2 separate regions of the Homo sapiens genome follow, and region 2 is linked to region 1. A link is an interaction called in ENCODE POLR2A ChIA-PET data of the cell type or tissue named here. Cell type or tissue: PC-3. All regions are shown on one strand. Each heading gives the region's core, and the rest is flanking DNA. Links, peaks and the distances in the headings are about the cores only.

What was found. Peaks named below come from ENCODE experiments on the same cell type or tissue, not always from the same donor. Only the 100,000 strongest peaks of a DNase experiment are listed, where the experiment ranks them.
Region 2: POLR2A ChIA-PET joins it to region 1 with 12 read pairs; 2 of 35 experiments call an interaction of 5 or more read pairs at or near these places.

The regions. Positions count from the first base shown.
Region 1 is chr11:65,565,336-65,568,248 of GRCh38, forward strand. No RefSeq gene overlaps it. Among named protein-coding and RNA genes, the nearest start is that of ZNRD2-DT, 3.6 kb to the right of the region's middle. In PC-3, for the core only: no CTCF peak of the experiment used is centred there; no DNase peak of the experiment used is centred there; H3K27ac peaks cover 1,036 bases.
Region 2 is chr11:65,685,559-65,688,471 of GRCh38, forward strand. No RefSeq gene overlaps it. Among named protein-coding and RNA genes, the nearest start is that of RELA-DT, 24 kb to the left of the region's middle. In PC-3, for the core only: no CTCF peak of the experiment used is centred there; no DNase peak of the experiment used is centred there.

The DNA.
Region 1 (2,913 bases), core at 187-2,686:
ATTCTTGTGTCACGGCTTCCTGAGTAGCTGGGATTACAGGCAGCCACCACCACCACTCCCAACTGATTTTTGTATTTTTAGTAGAGATGAGGTTTCACCATGTTGGTCAGGCTGATCTCGAACTCCTGGCCTCAGGTGATCTGCCCGCCTCGGCCTCCCAAAGTGTGGGATTACAGGCATGAACCACTGCGCCCGGCCTTGCTCATCAGCTTTAAAGATGAGGGATGGAAGTGATGAAGGCCTGGAGGGGACAAGGTTGCCCTAAAGCATTTCTCTCCAAAGACACTTTACTGAAAGTGGCTATTAAACCCCTCTAATGTGCCACTTACTGTGGGTAGTAAAACGATGGACACTGAGAGTTGGGATTGGAAATGAGATGAAACTACCTTCACGCTTGATAAATCAGGGGGCCCTTCTGCCCTGCCACTCTTCCCCGCCTTTTGAGCACGGGAGAAATCTACTGGTAAGAGCTCAGGCTCAAGAGGTACACTGGCTGCCAGCCGGGAGCCCCAGCCCTGCCACTCCCAACTGGGTGACTGTGGATACATCTCTCACTACTCCAGGCCTCAGCCTCCTCATTTGCAAATTGGGAATGATGATAAGACCTAGCTGCCAGTGTTGTCCTAAGGAATAAGCGAAATACTTCATAAAGAGCTCTTAACACAGTGCCTGGCCCAAAGAAAACACACACACCAAGTTGAGTGTGATTATTTTTATTGTTGTATCATCCAGCCACTTCCTGTTTCACAGAAATGTCAAGGTGATTCACATTGCAGTGAAAACCAAAAAAAAAAAAAAAAAAAAAAGAATAGCTGACCCCTTTTCAGTGCCTGTGTGAAAATACAAATGATAAGTTACGTTTTTCAGAGGCCAGGCAACATGGCATAGGCCACTTGTTGCCATGTGAACCATCCCCACCAAATCAGCCAGCCCAGGGGGAGCTGTAATTGAGCTGTGCATGACTGAGCTGCTGTGGGGTGCTCTATCACCCAGAAAAGAGCCTAACTACAGCCATGTCATCAGTGCCACAAGGAGGGACCAATTTGGACTGGCTCACATGAAACTGTGATTCCCTTCCCTCCCCCTCCCCCTCCTCCTTTCCCTCCTTTCTCTTCCCTGACTCCATGCTCTGTTGCCCAGGCTGGAGTGCAGTGGCAGGATCTCCACTCACTGCAACCTCCGCCTCCCAGTTCAAGCAATTCCCGTCTCAGCCTCATGAGTAGCTGGAACTACAGGCTCGCACCACCATGCCCAGCTAGTTTTTGTATTTTTAGTAGAGATGGGGTTTCACTATGTTGGCCAGGCTGGTCTCGAACTCCTGACCTCAAGTGATCTGCCAGTCTTGACCTCCCAAAGTGCTGGGATTAAAGTTGTGAGCCACCATGCCTGGCTGAAGGTGTGATATATTGTCGGCAAGGGAAGGGTGTGAAAGAGCCCAAGCCCATTGCTCCACAGACACTGGCCTGTCCACTGTGACTGCTGCGAATAGGTTTTACCACCAACACCTGTGAGCACCTTCTATGTCAAGGACTGTGAAGCATCTGAGATCTTACCCACTTGCAAGCTACCAAGGTAGCCCGTCAGGTTCAAGAATGCTGGCAGAATACAGGAGAGTCCTGGGTCAGAGACAAAGGACTTGATCGCTGTGCAGCAAACAGCATGAGCACCAGCATATTTCCGTTAGTTCCTTTTGACCCTAAGTCCCATGGGGGTGATGCTGATGGGCTCAGGCAAGTGTGGGCACACAGAGCGAATTACATTGTGGGAGAGGACCCTAAGCTTAGGAAACTCAAAGCCAGTAAGCATGGCTGTCCTTTGCTCTGGAGGGAGACACTATCTCCATCTTCCATAGCTGTTCCCTAGATAAACATCTTTGAAGCTGGCGCGGTGGCTCAGGCCTGTAATCCTACCACTTTGGGAGGCTGAGGTGGGCAGATCACCTGAAGTCGGGAGCTTGAGACTAGTCTGGCCAACATGGTGAAACACCGTCTCTACTAGAAATAAAAATTTAAAAAATTGGCTGGGCGCGGTGGCTCATGCCTATAATCCCAGCACTTTGGGAGGCCGAGACGGGCAGATCACGAGGTCAGGAGATCGAGACCATCGTGGCTAACACAGTGAAATCCTGTCTCTACTAAAAATGCAAAAAAAATTAATCGGGCGTGGTGGCAGGTGCCTGTAGTCCCAGCTACTTGGGAGGCTGAGGCAGGAGAATGGCGTGAATCCAGGAGGCAGAGCTTGCAGTGAGCCGAGATCGCACCATTGCACTCCAGCCTGGGCAACAGAGCAAGATGCCGTCTCAAAAAAAAAAAAAAAATTAGCCAGCTGTGGTGGCGCATGCCTGTAATCCCACTCCAGTGGGTGAGGCACAAGAATTGCTTGAACCTGGAAGGTGGAGGTGGCAGTGAGCCGAGAATTGCGCCACTTCACTCCAGGTTGGGTGACAGAGACTCCATCTCAAAAAACAAACAAGCAACAAATAGGCATAAGTGGCCCCATTTTTATTTTGAGTCAGGGTCTCGCTCTGTCACCCAGGTTGCAATGCAGAAGCCTGATCATGGCCCACTGCAGCCTGGATCTCCTGGGCTGGGAGCAATCCTCCCACTCAGCCTCCTGAGTAGCTGGGACTACAAGTGCATGCTACTGCACCAGCTAATTTAAAAAATACATATATTTCTTAGAGATGGGTTCTTACTATGCTGTCCAGGCTGGTCTCAAGCAATCCTCCTGCATGTCCTCCCAGAGTGCTGAGATTATAGGTGTGAGCCACAGCACCTGGTCTACTGGCCCTGTTTTACAGATGAGAAATTGAAGTCCACAGCGATGAAGTAAACTACTCCAGGTGATACAGTAAATAGATCCAGGATCAAACCCAGGCCTGCCTCATTCCAGTTCTGCGTCTTGTCCACCCTA
Region 2 (2,913 bases), core at 223-2,722, 120 kb after region 1:
TTCATTTTTCTCTTCTTCCTGACTGTAATACTTCTTTTCTACTGCTTTTGCCAACTGCCTCCTCCTAGGAAACAACTACTTTGTCTTCATTGGGTATAGATGTCACTCTAAGGCTTTGCTCTCCTAGTTACCCTGATTGACTGTGACTGGGAACAAAATTCCATAGTAAATATTTCAAAAATTATAGCATCAGGGAATCATCTTCACGGTTGATGGATTTGTCATCAACATCCCCAGGAGAGAGAGTTGTACCTTCTGTCCCATCCAGAAAATCTATCATCTCCCCAGGCTTCCTAACTAACCATAGCAATCCCAAGGTACCTAGAACCCCAACTTGTTAGGTGGAACTCTCCTCCACTTGACAGATTCCACCTGAATCCCCCTACCACTATTGCCTGGACCTGGGAAGTTGGGTATGTCTATCTCCAGTGCACTAATGATTCCATCTTTTGCACTCACTGTTGTGTTAATGACATAAAAGCAGAAGTTTCCCTGCAATGCTCTGATCCAACTGTAGTTGCCAAGTTCCCAAGTTCCCAAGGCCTCAGCGAGATAAATGGGATTCCACTTGTAAGTGAGGAAACCATATATGGTGCCTTCTCCCAGATGAGACCACACAGGGGAAAAACAACTGCCTGGTCTAGGAAGGGGGGGAGTACTGGCCGGGCGCGGTGGCTCACGCCTGTAATCCCAGGTGCTGGCACTTTGGGAGGCTGAGGTGGGTGGATCACGAGGTCAGGAGTTCGAGACCATCCTGGCCAACATGGTGAAACCCCATCTCTACAAAAATACAAAAAATTAGCCAGGCGTGCTAGTGTGTGCCTGTAATCCCAGCTACTTGGGAGGCTGAGGCAGGAGAATTGGTTGAATCTGGGAGGCGGAGGTTACAGGGAGCTGAGATCATGCCACTGTACTCCAGCTTGGCGACAGAGCAAGACTCCGTCTCAAAAAAAAAAAAAAAAAGAGGGGCATATTGCCCTTTCTGGAAAACAGAGATTGTTTGGCCACTCCTATCACAGCAGGGGAAAAATATCTCTATAGACCCACTGGGCAGCAAAGGGTTAACATCACACCCCATAGGGCTTCTGTTTGTGACCCAACTGGTTTCATTTTTGTGTGTCAATGACTGGGAAGAAGTCAATCCTGTAACCACTCCTGAGTCCCAGGGAGTCACCTGTTCTTTTGGGAGTAGCTTTCCTTTGTATATCAAAAACTTGGAAGAGAGAGGAATGTACATTGGCTACCCCTGCCCCTCCAGGGGTCACAGTCTATAGCCCCATGAGACCTAGGAATACCAGAAATAAATGAGCAATAGGATTAATTCTGGTAGGAATTGGGTGGCAATAAGACTAGTGGCACCCTGGCAGCTTTGCTTACCACGAGTCAACCCTAAAGAACTTAACTCAGGCCGGGCGCGGTGGCTCACGCCTGTAATCTCAGCACTTTGGGAGGCTGAGGCGGGCGGATCACAAGGTCAGGAGATCGAGACCATCCTGGCTAACATGGTGAAACCCTGTCTCTGTTAAAAATACAAAAAAATTAGCCGGGCGTGGTGGTGGGCGCCTGTAGTCCCAGCTACACGGGAGGCTGAGGCAGGAGAATGGCGTGAACCTGGGAGGAGGAGCTTGCAGTGAGCCAAGATTGCGCCACCGCACTCCAGCCTGGGCGACAGAGCGAGACCCTGTCTCAAAAAAAAAAAAAAAAAAGAACTTGACTCAAACTCTAGAATCCCCAGTTACCAACACAGGTGAGGCATTAAAGGGAAATCAAGAGTCCCTAGGCTCTTTGGCAAATGTAGTTCTTGGAAACAGACTAGCATTGGATTATTTACTAGCTGAACAAGGTGGAGTCTGTGCAACTATGAATAAAACCTGCTGCACATATATTACCAACTCTGGACAGGTTGAGATTAACATTCAGAAGATCTATGAGCAAGCTACCTGGCTACATAAACAGGGCACTGACCCCAATTCTATCTGGTTGACTATCAAAAATGCTCTCCCAAGCTCACCTGGTTCTTACCTCTCCTAGGACCTCTGATAGCTGTCTTGTTATTACTAATCTTTGGCCCTTGCTTGTTTAACCTCTTAGTAATGTTTGTGTCTTCTAGATTACAGAAGTTCCAGGTAAAGACAATGCTGGCACAAGGCTTCCAACTCATCCAACTTCTGACCTGGAGAATAAAAACATCCTGCCTTTTGGCCCCTTAGATCAGGTATCTGGAGATTTTTACCCTTCCAGTACTAGGCAGGGCCTATGCCCATCAACTCAGCAGGAAGTTTTAATAGTTACAGAAGATGGACCTCTACCCTTCTGTAGCCCCCTTAAGAGTAAAGAGGAGTATCTAATCTCTGAGGGGGGAATGAGGTAGGAGTCAGGACTTGACTCCCGAGGTGGGGCTTGAACTCTGGACCAGGCTGAAGACCAGCTGAAACAGGGAGGAGGCAAAAGCACCTCTCCATAAGACACACTCACCAGTGCCATGTCACTTTACCATTGCCATGACTGCACCTGGAAGTTACCACCCCTTTCCAGAAATACCACCCCTTTTCTAGAAAATTCCAAATAACTTGCCCCTTAATTTGCATATAATTAAAAGTGGACATGTATATGTCTGCAGAACTGCCTCTGAGCTGCTGCTCTCGACACACTGCCTATGGGGTGGCCCTGCTCTGCAGAGCAGTTATGGAGTGGTAACACTGCCACCTCAGTAAAGCTGTTTTCTTCTACCACTGGCTTCTCTTGAATTCTTTCCTGAGCAAAGCCAAGAACCTTCCCAGGCTAAGCCCCAGTTTTGAAGCTTGCTTGCTCTCCAACGGTTTAATATACCAACTAGGCCGAATATGTCTCTTTAGGTCTTTAGGGTACCTAATATCAAAAAGCGTTAACCAGATAAAAACAAGACTTAATTTA